Regions from separate parts of the Homo sapiens genome. Here regions 1, 3 and 4 are each linked to region 2. The links are chromatin contacts, found by Hi-C or POLR2A ChIA-PET in ENCODE. All regions are on one chromosome and are shown on one strand. Each heading gives the region's core, a stretch centred on a gene start or an enhancer-like site at or near the end of the contact. The rest is flanking DNA. Distances are from core to core; before and after follow the strand shown. Region 1 holds the start of MAPKAPK5-AS1 (MAPKAPK5 antisense RNA 1). Region 2 overlaps CCDC63 (coiled-coil domain containing 63). Region 3 holds the start of ATP2A2 (ATPase sarcoplasmic/endoplasmic reticulum Ca2+ transporting 2). Region 4 overlaps ATP2A2 (ATPase sarcoplasmic/endoplasmic reticulum Ca2+ transporting 2).

What was found. A loop is a pair of places that touch in the nucleus more often than their neighbours do. ChIA-PET counts read pairs that join two places held with the same protein, here RNA polymerase II (POLR2A). Pooled maps may share reads with other maps.
Region 1: a map of vagina shows a loop between it and region 2 (5-fold over the local background). The contact joins the promoter of MAPKAPK5-AS1 here to the enhancer-like site in region 2. A Hi-C loop is called at or near these places in 1 of 168 maps with a recorded cell type or tissue (vagina). POLR2A ChIA-PET finds 5 or more read pairs at or near these places in 2 of 52 experiments (MCF 10A and activated CD8-positive, alpha-beta memory T cell).
Region 3: a pooled map shows a loop between it and region 2 (6-fold over the local background). The contact joins the promoter of ATP2A2 here to the enhancer-like site in region 2. A Hi-C loop is called at or near these places in 4 of 50 pooled maps. POLR2A ChIA-PET finds 5 or more read pairs at or near these places in 2 of 52 experiments (H1 and MCF 10A).
Region 4: a map of CD4-positive, alpha-beta memory T cell shows a loop between it and region 2 (5-fold over the local background). The contact joins two enhancer-like sites. A Hi-C loop is called at or near these places in 4 of 168 maps with a recorded cell type or tissue (B cell, CD4-positive, alpha-beta T cell, CD4-positive, alpha-beta memory T cell and 1 more), 14 of 37 single-sample maps with no recorded cell type and 14 of 50 pooled maps. POLR2A ChIA-PET finds 5 or more read pairs at or near these places in 1 of 52 experiments (activated CD4-positive, alpha-beta T cell).

What each region holds. Positions count from the first base shown.
Region 1 is chr12:111,841,360-111,844,256 of GRCh38, forward strand. MAPKAPK5-AS1 (MAPKAPK5 antisense RNA 1) reads right to left here and starts at 1,646. Exons shown (of 2, transcript NR_015404.2): 1 at 1-1,646. MAPKAPK5 (MAPK activated protein kinase 5) reads left to right here and starts at 869. Exons shown (of 14, transcript NM_003668.4): 1 at 869-1,410. The coding sequence starts at 1,375. RefSeq lists enhancers at 445-724, 1,455-1,554 and silencers at 755-934, 1,015-1,364.
Region 2 is chr12:110,886,755-110,889,454 of GRCh38, forward strand. The region is part of intron 8 of CCDC63 (coiled-coil domain containing 63); the gene reads left to right. Among named protein-coding and RNA genes, the nearest start is that of MYL2, 32 kb to the right of the region's middle. Within about 2 kb of position 1,402, at least 10 of the 41 ENCODE cell types and tissues checked have a DNase peak (open chromatin) inside an H3K27ac peak, as active enhancers do.
Region 3 is chr12:110,279,821-110,282,563 of GRCh38, forward strand. ATP2A2 (ATPase sarcoplasmic/endoplasmic reticulum Ca2+ transporting 2) reads left to right here and starts at 1,427. Exons shown (of 20, transcript NM_170665.4): 1 at 1,427-2,087. The coding sequence starts at 1,970. RefSeq lists enhancers at 935-1,004, 2,122-2,743 and silencers at 1,095-1,694, 1,785-2,294.
Region 4 is chr12:110,348,526-110,351,418 of GRCh38, forward strand. ATP2A2 (ATPase sarcoplasmic/endoplasmic reticulum Ca2+ transporting 2) reads left to right here. Exons shown (of 20, transcript NM_170665.4): 20 at 1-2,568. Among named protein-coding and RNA genes, the nearest start is that of ANAPC7, 54 kb to the right of the region's middle. RefSeq lists an enhancer at 668-1,215 and a silencer at 2,848-2,893. Within about 2 kb of position 1,451, at least 5 of the 41 ENCODE cell types and tissues checked have a DNase peak (open chromatin) inside an H3K27ac peak, as active enhancers do.

The sequences.
Region 1 (2,897 bases), core at 396-2,895, 950 kb after region 2:
GACTCGGGCTTTTTCCTGTTTATTACCTACTTCGTTTTCCTGAAAGATCCATGTGCCGGTACCATGTGTTGTTCCTACTGTTTCTCCAATGTCTAGTAGATTTGGCACATACTGATGTGCAATTAATACGTGAATGAAGAACCATTGACAGACGATTAGTCAAAAGCTCTTGCAAAGCCCTTTGATAGGTTATCGGTGGAGAGTAGGGAGCACAAACCTGGGGTCCCATTCTAGCTTGACCACTTCTCGGCTGTGCACAAACTAGTCTAGCTCTCCTGAGCCTCAGTTACCTATTTTGCAAATTAGGGATGGGAACATCCATACCTCACGACGCCAAACGGCTACCTTGTAAAGACGAAAGGAGGAAATGCAGGAAATAACTCCACGTAAGGTTAATGCTCCGTAAACAGAGCTGCTACTGCTATTATATATTCTATACAATCCTGCGCCCTTAACGGCAGGACCCTTTCAGTGCTTCAGTCCTGTCTTCTCTCTCCTGGGTTGACCTCCACAGATCCTCTCAGAAGAGCGTTTTCCAGGCGTGAATCTCCGCAGAGTGGAGATAAAGGCTGAGGCCCCAACGCACGCGCACTCACGCGAGTCCGGGCCTATGACGTCATTAGCGCAGCGCCATCGCCGCGGAAGGCCCAGGGGCCTGTCCTGTATGCGGCGTGTCTTAGGGAGGCCCAGGCGGACGCCTGCAAGTCGGGTGCGCGGTTCGGGGGCGGCTCGGAAACCCCAGCGGAAGGCAGCAAGGGGCGCGTGGGGCCGTGGAGTCACGAAGCTGGGCGGCAGGAGGGGCGGCCTGGAGCTCCCGCGGGGCACAGCGCGTGCGTGAGGGCGGCCGGCGGGGCTGCCCGGCGCGGGTGTCCCGGCGATGTGTGGCGCTGAGGCGGCGGCGGGAGCAGCGGCGCCGAGCTCTGCTTCGGCTTCGGCTTCGGCTTCGCGGCGGTGCAGGCGGCGGAGGCGGAGGCGCAGGCTCTTCTTTAGGACCTGGCGAGCCCAGGTCTAAGCGGCGGCCCCGCGAGGCCCTTGCACGGCGCCCCGGGTCGAGGCCCTCCCCGCCTCGCCCTACCCCAGGAGCCTGCCTCCCCAGCTGGGGATGAGGCTAGGAGGCGGCCGCGTGGGGCCCAGCACAAAGACCTGTCCCCAGGGGCCGCCGCCTCCGCCGCTGCTGCTGCCGCCAGCCTAGAGCCGCCCGCCGAAGCAGAGCCGGCGCCGGGGTCCTCATCCCCACCGGTCCCGAGGGGCGGCTGCTGCCCGTCGCCACGAGGCCCAGGGGCCCGAGTGCCGAGCCCTTTGCTCCCTCGGCCGCGCGGGGACAGGGCTGCTGAGCAGCCTCCGCCTCTCCCGGCTGTGGGGGCCCCACTGAGTATGTCGGAGGAGAGCGACATGGACAAAGCCATCAAGGTAAGGGGGAGGTGCCCCCTCTTCCCCCGCGTTGTCCTGTGGCGTTCTTCTCGGCTCTAGCCTCAAAAAGCAGGGAGATTTTGCAGTGAGAGGTTCCATCGACTACCGGGTTTCGGCCTCCCCCGGATTCCGTGGATCGCGCTTTACAGCCCTGGGGCCAAGGGTTATGGGTGTGGGTGTAGGTGTGTGTCCGACTCCCGCCAGCTTCCCTGGTGAGTGTGATTTGTGCTCAGCTGGAACAGAGGTGAGTGGCCTGGAGACACTATTAAGTGTCAATGAATGGGACGAAGAGAGCCCTACTACTACTACTACACGTTTCGATCACTCCCCAAGGCCGCCAGCATTTGCTTCCGGATGGTCTACAGAACTTGGAGAGTTGGAATTTATCCATCCCTCCCGATTTGTTTGAAATCAGCCTTCTGGAAATCTGCAGTTGGAAAAAGGTGGTTCGCCGTACAAAACCTGTCCTTTGGGGAATAGGTTGTCCTCACTTTTCCGTGTATTCTCCCCTTTTTCTTTTTCCTCTTCTTTCTCCTAGGAAGCATTGAGTTTACTTAGGAAAAGTTAACAGTTCCTGTGACTTAACTGCACTTAAACCAAAAGAAAAGCAAATGTGTGTTCGAAAATTACACAAATAAAATAAGTTTTCTAAAACCTGTTTTTAACTTTTTTTTTTTTTAAAGGCACATTTTGCCCACTCAGGGCCAGTTATCTGTCTTGACAGCTGTAGCTAAGAAATTAGTCTTATGAAAATTAAACATTGACGCTTAAAGTTTGATGTATTATTTACTTATTTGTAGTGTTAAGTCAGCCCAGTGCATTGAATAATTTCATTTTATCTTGAAGGACAGGCATCTATTGGCAGCTTGGGGTTATTTTCCCCTTCAAGACAGTTACTAGTAATGATTAAGAATTTACATTTCTACCAATTCTTTAGGTGGTGTATATAGTTTCTCAAAATCATCAAGTCATTCCAAAGAAACTTAACCCTTTAAAGGAGGCATCAACATATAACATATACATTAAGGAAGACCAGGTTTTTTGTCTGTTTGTTTGTTTTTGAGACGGAGTCTCACTCTGTCGCCCAGGCTGGAGTGCAGTGGCCCGATCTTGGCTCACTGCAAGTTCCGCCTCCTGGGTTCACGCCATTCTCCTGCCTCAGCCTCCCGAGTAGCTGGGATTACAGGCGCCCACCCACCACGCCCTGCTAATTTTTTCTTTTGTTTGTATTTTTAGTAGAGACGGGGTTTCACCGTAATAGCCAGGATGGGCTCGATCTCCTGACCTCGTGATCTGCCCGCCTTGGCCTCCCAAAATGGTGGGATTACAGGCGTGAGCCACCGTGCCTGGCCCAAGGAAGACGAGGTTTTAAATCATAAAGATTCTAAAAGACTGCCTTGACATATCCTTCTTTTGTTTTGGGTTTTGTTTTTTTTTTTGAGTCGGAGTCTGGCTTTGTCATCCAGGCTGGAGTGCAGTGGGATGCT
Region 2 (2,700 bases), core at 152-2,651:
GGGGAGGTGTGGGGTGGGAGGTGCACCCGGGGGTGGGGAAGACAGACTTGAAGGACCCTCATGCCACTCTCTGTCCCCCTCCCGGAAGGAGGTCTTCCTGGACAAGGGTCCAGGACAGGCACAGGAAATGGTTCTTCCCCAGAAATGACCTTGACCTCACATTCACCTTGAGGCTGCTCTCATCCTTTCCTCCTGCAGTCGCACAGCATCTCCTGCACAAGGACAAGTGCAGGTGCTCTGGTTCTCAGTCTCTCTATCTGTAGAATGGCACACACACTTGGACTAGAGGAGTCCTCCAAGTCCAAACTCTTTTTATAAAAAAAGTTTCAAACTTTTATTTAAAAAGCTACAAAACTTTTTTTTTAAATTTTCTTTCTTTTTTTCTTTTTTTGAGACAGAGTCTTGCTCTGTCACCCAGGCTGGACTGTAGTGGCACGATCTTGGCTTACTGCAACCTCCACCTCCCGGGTTCAAGCGATTCTCCTGCCCAGGCTCCAGAGTAGCTGGGACTACAGGCAGAGCCACCACACCTGGCTAATTTTTGTATTTTTAGTAGAGACAAGGTTTCATCATGTTGGCCAGGATGGTCTCGAACGCCTGAACTCAGGTGATCCGCCTGCCTCGGCCTCCCAAAGTGTTGGGATTACAGGGATGAGCCACCACGCCCGGTGGTGGCTTGCTCTGCAAGCTCTATTCTTATACAAAATGTTTTTGTTTAATCCCATGTTATGAGGAAACACTGGTACATAAAACATAGGAAATGGAGCAGACCTGGATGAAGGAGTGGCGGTGGGATGGGCCATGGGAGGGGGCTGGGACCCTACCTTTTTGCCTTCTTCTGGCACCTTTGCTCAGACTAAGGGATCAGGTTAAAAAAATTTTTTTTTAATTAAAAACAATTAGAATTCTAACATCTGACTTCACCCCTCCCTAGAGGGCTGGGGGCGGAGTCTCATAAACTAGCCTCCTGAGTTGCTGGGACTACAGGCGCGCGCCACCACGCCCAGCTAATTTTTGTATTTTTAGTAGAGACGGGGTTTCACCATGTTGGCCAGGATGGTCTCATCTCTTGACCTCGTGATCCGCCCACTTCGGCCTCCCAAAATGCTGGGAATACAGCGTGAGCCACCGCGCCCGGCCCCAGCCTTCTTTTTTAGTTTCGTTTGGTCTCCTCCACCTCCCCAAGTTGTTAAATTCTTAGTGGCAGTGATTTAAAAACCAGGATATTCCACATGAAAGTCTGAATTTCTGGTTTCCCTTGGAAAATCAGATCTGACACCTCCCGCCCACATTCCCGCGGGAATCCGAGTTCCTACAAACGGAGCCATCGGCTCCCTCTTCGCTCACAGAGACCAGCCAGGCTGAAGTGCTCCAGGGCCCGCAGAGCTTAGCGGGCCTTTGAGTTGCTAACTGAGGTTCAGGCGCGTCACCACTGTCCTCTGGCGTCCATTTGCGGTATTGCAGGGAAGGTCTTTGCGGGCAGGCCTGGAAGTGGGCAGGACCCTGAATTCTCGGGTCCCAGTGGGACACCGAGGGAGGACAAGCCCTAGCAGAGGGGTATGAGGACCCCAGCTGAATATCCTGACCTGATAGAAAATATTCCTGAGCTGAATTGGCCTTGATTTTCCCCACTCCTCATAAGGGGACCCTCTTCCTTAGGGTCATGACAAATATGTCTAAGATGGGTAAGCGCTGCCCTCTCTGGGCCTCAGTTTCCCCATCTGTAGAGTGATATTTGGACCAGAACAGTAGCTTCCAAGCTCTTTGTTAAGGTTACAGAACTATGACTTTTTGGGCTCAAATAGATCTGCAAATGCCTGTTGAATAAGTCCAGAGAGCACTGATTTCCAATGGTAAGACTTAATTTTGCAAAAAATGTTATAGGACAAAGATATGCTCACTGTAGAGAATCTGGAAAGCAACTAAGGATGGAAGGAATTTTAAACCACCCACTATCCCATTGCCTGAGACAATCACTGGTGACATTCTGAAATATTTCCTTCCAACTTCCAACTTTTTTTTTGGTCCTTCTTTCCTTCCTTCCTTCCTTCCTTCCTTCCTTCCTTCCTTCCTTCCTTCCTTCCTTCCTTCCTTCCTTCCTTCCTTCGTTTTTCTTTCTTTTTCTTTCTTCTTTTTTTGCAGGATCTCACACTGTCACCCAGGCTGGAGTACAGTGGCTTGATCTTGGCTCACTCCAGCCTCAATCTCCCTGGCTCAGGTGATCGTCTCATCTCAGCCTCCAGAGTGGCTGGGACTACAGGCACACACCACCACACCCAGCTAATTTTTGTATTTTTTGCAGAGATGAGGTTTCAGTGTGTTGCCCAGGCTGGTGTCAATGGTTGTGCTTTTCAAATGTAACATAGTTATTATCATATAAAGTTGTGTATCTGATTGAAGCAAATGTCCTTTTGGTTACTCGTTCATCCAGCAAGTATTTATTGAGCACCTACTGCGTTCCAGACACTGCTCTAGACCCTGATAATGTGGCAGTGAACAGGATGACAAAAAGTTCAGCCCTCACAGAACTGCTGTTTTGGCAGGGAGAAACAGACAATAAACAACAAGCCCAATACTTACGTAAGTTATAGAGTAAGTTAGAAAGGGAGATGCAGTGTGGGTAAAAAGATGAAGTCGCACAGCGTAAGACGGGTTTTGGAGCCGGTTGGGGCCCCGGGCAGTTGAGAAGTTAAGATCTGA
Region 3 (2,743 bases), core at 177-2,676, 610 kb before region 2:
ACTCACGTGCCCCTCTTGAAGCGGCTCTGATCCTGTGACCTAACCAGTTTCCACCTGGCTTCTCTCAGTGCGTTGCCATATAGTATAATTTTTTGTTTGTTTGTTTCGTGTAGGGTTTTGTTGGTTCTTTTCCAAGTATCAATCAAAACTACATGCCAACGTCCACTCCTTGGAAATAATTAAATGACATGACGTGCCTGATTTTTTCAGCTGGTGATGCACTGTAATTTGCATCTGCTGAAGGAATTTATCTTAAGTCCTGAAGCCCAGCCACTTGAGACAACTGAGGTGATTTTTCTGCTCTGCTTTTGCTCATGCGGATGGTGCGTTATTGTTAAACACAAAAGTGGACTAATTGCTTCATTCTGCAACCTACTCCGTGAAGAAAGCTGCTCTTCTTTGTGAAGAGAATATGTTCATGTTTTGTTCATGAATTCCATGCAATTTCCCATCCCCTTGTTAAGTAATGTAGCTTCTTTATATTGGCAAAATTCCCTTTATCTTGCTGTGACCTGCGCTTTGTCCTCCCGAGCAGAGCAAATCATCTGTGGTTTAAGAGCAGCTTTGGATTCAAGTCCCCTTTTCTCCTGTCGAGGGAAGTGAGTCTATGAAATGGCCTTCATCTGAAAGCCACAGCGAAGCACCTCCTAGCCCAAGTCTAGCTGCTGTGTGGCAGCTCCAGCGGCGTGAACTGTGACTGCCCTGCAGACACCTATCAAGCGCTGCGTCAGCTATTAATAATAAAATCAACTCTTCTCCCTCCCCCCCGCGAGGGGGGTTCCCTCGTCAGGGCCCAGAACCCGCTGGGGAAGAATCGGGGCTGGCGTGCGAAGGAGCTGGCGGCAGGGGGTGTAGGATGCGGTGTTCCCGAGGCGACAGATGAAGGATTTGGGTTGTGTGGGAAGTGAACTGCGGAATTCCTCCCCTTGGTTTCTGAGGGGGGCTCTGAAGGAGCCAGATTAGGATGCAGAGCGCAGCCCGGGCGACCGAGGGCGAGGAGGCGAGCCAAGGACATCAGCCCGAGGGCGCCTCGAGACGCCCCGCGTGGACCGCGCTCCCAGCTCCTCGGCCTCGCCTTCCAACCATCCGCCCACCGGCCCCAGAGCAGCGTGCCCACTGTGAGCGCCCCACCCTGCGTCTGCAGGTGGGTGGGTCAGAGAACCGCAGGCACAGAAGAGGGTACCCAGCTTCCCCTCCGCCAGCCCCGCGACCGCGGCGCGCGCGGCCTCGATCCGGGTTCCTAGGGGCGGCGCGCGGGAGGGGGCGGGGCCTGCGCGGCAGCGTGGGCGCCAGGCGCGCGGGAGGAGGGAGCCGGGAGGAGGGGGCGGGGCCGCGCCGCCCGCGCCGCGCTGGGCGCTCTCGGCCAATGAGCGGCGTCCACATGCCGCGGCGGCGGCGAAAGGGGAGGCAGCGGCCGATAAATGCTATTAGAGCAGCCGCCGCGGAGCCGTCCCCGACGCCACCTCCTTTTCCTTCGCCGCAGTTTCCTCCGCCGCTGTCGGGCGTGCGGCGCTGAGGGACCCGGGCGAGCGCGCCGCGCACCGCCCCGCCGGCTCGCCTCCCTCGCCGCGTTCCGCCCTCAGTGGTCTGCCGGGCGCCCCCTCCTCCGGCCCGGGCGGGGCCTCTGATCGCCTCAAGAGAGCGGGGAGGGGGCTCGGGGGCCGCGGCCTGCCCTCCCGGCGGGCGGCTGAGGGCGAGGGAGGCCCTCCCTTCTGGCGAGGGGAGGGAGGGTGGGTCAGGAGCCCCCAACCCGCCCTGCGGAGCTCGGGGCCGCGCGAGGGGCGGTTGTCTGGGGGAGGGGGCGCGGGGTGATTCAGCGCCCGGCGAGGCGGAAGCGGCCGCAAGAGGAGGAGGGGAGAGCCCGTCCGCGCCTGGGCTCCCGGGGTGGCACGAGCCCGCGGCCGGAGTGCGAGGCGGAGGCGAGGAGGCCGCGGGGACGGGAGGCGAGGCCGGCCGGGCCCCCGAAGCCATGGAGAACGCGCACACCAAGACGGTGGAGGAGGTGCTGGGCCACTTCGGCGTCAACGAGAGTACGGGGCTGAGCCTGGAACAGGTCAAGAAGCTTAAGGAGAGATGGGGCTCCAACGGTAGGTGCAGGGCGCTCCGCTGCAGGGGCCCGGCGCGGCCGGGAGAGCCAGGGAAGATGGCTGACCGGGCTCCACCTCGTGGGCTTCGGCTCCGCGCCCGCCGACAGCTGCGGGCGGAGGGTCGGGCCAGCGCGCCGGCCCCGCGGGAGAGAAAGGGGCTGCGGTCCTCGCCTCGCCTTCCCTGGACCTCTTCGCTTCTCGGGCCCTCGACCTTTTCGGCGCGCAAGGCTCGGAGGCTTCTCTCCAGCAGCAGCCGGCCCCGGTGGAGGGAGGGACGTGGCTTCTGCAGCTAGGTTGAGCCCGGCAAGACGTTTTCTCGTCCCCTGCCGATTTATGAGGAGTCGAGGTCGTTGGAAGGCCTCTGACCGTTCTTGTCCTACCCAAAGTTACACATCTGGCAGAAGTGATGACATCGCTGAAACCACTCCTAGGTTCAGGAGCCCGAAGTGATTTCACGCTTAGGGCTAGACCTCAGGCCATTGATTACAAAGAGTGCATGCTTCCTTGAGATATCTTCGTGGTATGCCCTCTGCTAAAAAAATCGGATATTCTTATAGCTAGGTCTGTGTTTTAAAGATATTGATGCTTAGAATTGTAGCAGTTCTTTTTAGAAAAACGAAGTGCTAAAATGTCTCTCTCTTTTTTTTTTTAACCTC
Region 4 (2,893 bases), core at 201-2,700, 540 kb before region 2:
GCCCACGTTCAAGGGATGGAGGTGGAACCTGGAGACCGACTCTTAAAAGCACAGTCCGTGGTTGGGTGTGGTGGCTCATGCCTGTAAGTAAGTCTCAGCCCTTTGGAGGCCACAGCAGAAGGATTGCTTGAGCCCAGGTACTCAAACCAGCCTGGGCAACAGAGTGAGGCCCTGTCAAAAAAAAATCAGCCTTACTGTGAAGCCTCCAAGGCTGCTCGCAGGCAGCTGTGGCTCTCGGGAAGGGAGGCTGCTTTGCCCAGCAGGGAACATTTGGGGCAGGGGGTAAATTTTGCCAGTTTGAGCATCATGAGGTGTAACAAGAAATGGGTTGAATGGGCCAAATGCAAGGAGTGCATCTCTGGGCTGCAAACTGACTTGAGTGCTGCACTATTGCTATTCCGTGCAAACAAAACTCAGCTTTTCCTGACTCAGTTCCTTGACTTAGTGGCCTTTACAAAAAAAGTTGAGTAGTGTGTGGCCTGCTGTCGCACAGCCCCTAGTTAGCTTCATGGTTTCTCAGCTTCAGACCCCTCCAGCCCACAGAGGAGCCCATGGAGGGACCCACTTCCCTTGGTCCAGACAGCTGGGAGTGGGTTAGGCCCACTGCTGTTTTGAGCAGGGCCACTTGCTCCATTTCACTGAAGGCTTTGCTGGGTGAAAACACTTCAGCATCTCCTCCTCAGGTCAACCCATAAAGACCAGGTCCAGCACCGTGGTCTTGGCACATCCCTGGCCTCAGGCCCTCACCTAACAGTGAGGCAGCAGCTGCCCAGCCCCGCAATGTGCCTGCTGTCAGGCAGCTCTTGCCTGAAACTTACTTCCACATTCTTTCCTGATGGGCAGGTGGCTGAAGGCCCAGCCATCAGTGTCGCTTGTTGCCACCCCGTGCCTCCCTTGGCCTCTCTGAGCTTTGCCCAGAAGACCAACAATCATACATACCCTAACTGGGACACCACTCTGCAGAATGCAGATGATCCATTCTGGAGGAAGCTGTCCCTTGAGCTCAGTGAGCTCCCAGGCAAGCAGGGCATCTGGCCGACTTCCCTCACAACAGCTGCTCCCACATCCCCTCGGACTGGAGCTTCAGCCCTGACTGAGGTGGGCAGACCTAAGACCTGAGACCACAAGATTAGCTCAGTGTCTACCAAGCATCTAGCCACTGTCCAGGGCCAGAGCATACCACGTCTGCAGTGCCTGTGAGCAGAGCCAGCAGTTGCCCTGTGACTGTAACCACCAAATTGTCCAAACACCCGCTGCAGTTAGCAAGAAGGGTAGGCTTCACCCTCCTTTACTGAGGAGAATGATGCGGAGGAGTTTCCTCTCCAGGGCTAGGCAAGGCAGGCGAGCAGCCAGAAGCCGGGTGCCCACAGGGCAGGGACAGGAAGGCTGTGCTGCTACTGGCTGCTCACTTCTCCATCAACCTCACCCTCTGCACCACTAACCAAGACCTTGTCCTCTTGCCTGTCTCGCTGCTTTCACAGCTGCAACGATTGTGTCTGCCTCATGGGGTTTTCCTCCAGAGCCTTTATTCTGTAGCCAGACGACACGAGGAGTCTGTGTCACTGAGCCAGTGCTTCTAGATGCTACCCTGTGTGGGCGGCACCTCAGGGACAGTAAATCAGAAATGCTGGTCTTGAAACCTTGAAAAGATCAAGCTGAATGTTCCTTTTCATCTGTCGCTGTTGATCTTCATCTATTTAAATAGGTATTCTAACGTTTCCTCTCTGTATTTCATGAAGCTGATTTCCTCTCTCTTTCCTTTTCAGCAATACTGGAGTAACCGCTTCCTAAACCATTTTGCAGAAATGTAAGGGTGTTCGGTTGCGTGCATGTGCGTTTTTAGCAACACATCTACCAACCCTGTGCATGACTGATGTTGGGGAAAAAGAAAAGTAAAAAACTTCCCAACTCACTTTGTGTTATGTGGAGGAAATGTGTATTACCAATGGGGTTGTTAGCTTTTAAATCAAAATACTGATTACAGATGTACAATTTAGCTTAATCAGAAAGCCTCTCCAGAGAAGTTTGGTTTCTTTGCTGCAAGAGGAATGAGGCTCTGTAACCTTATCTAAGAACTTGGAAGCCGTCAGCCAAGTCGCCACATTTCTCTGCAAAATGTCATAGCTTATATAAATGTACAGTATTCAATTGTAATGCATGCCTTCGGTTGTAAGTAGCCAGATCCCTCTCCAGTGACATTGGAACATGCTACTTTTTAATTGGCCCTGTACAGTTTGCTTATTTATAAATTCATTAAAAACACTACAGGTGTTGAATGGTTAAAATGTAGGCCTCCAGTTCATTTTCAGTTATTTTCTGAGTGTGCAGACAGCTATTTCGCACTGTATTAAATGTAACTTATTTAATGAAATCAGAAGCAGTAGACAGATGTTGGTGCAATACAAATATTGTGATGCATTTATCTTAATAAAATGCTAAATGTCAATTTATCACTGCGCATGTTTGACTTTAGACTGTAAATAGAGATCAGTTTGTTTCTTTCTGTGCTGGTAACAATGAGCGTCGCACAGACATGGTTTCAGGTAAATAAATCTATTCTATGATAAATTCTCAGTGTGGTGGTGACTGTTCTGTGGGAGGGGGACTGATGGGCACCAAGGGCCTCCACTCCGCACCCGGGCCTGCCCCTCTACAGGGAAGCAGGGGAGGCTCAGTCTGGGCAGGGTGGCCATGTGACTAGAGGGGACAGGAACCTCTTGGACTCGACTTCACAGTAGACAGGCTGACTGGCAGCAGGTCCGCCCATGTGAAGCCCACCCTGGCTCCCTACCCTTTAAGGATGGGGGAAGCTGAGTGTGTGTTACCAGTGGGGTCTTAAACACACAAGGCCTCACTCGTCAGTGTGGTGAAGAAAGCCAAGACTCCGCGCTCT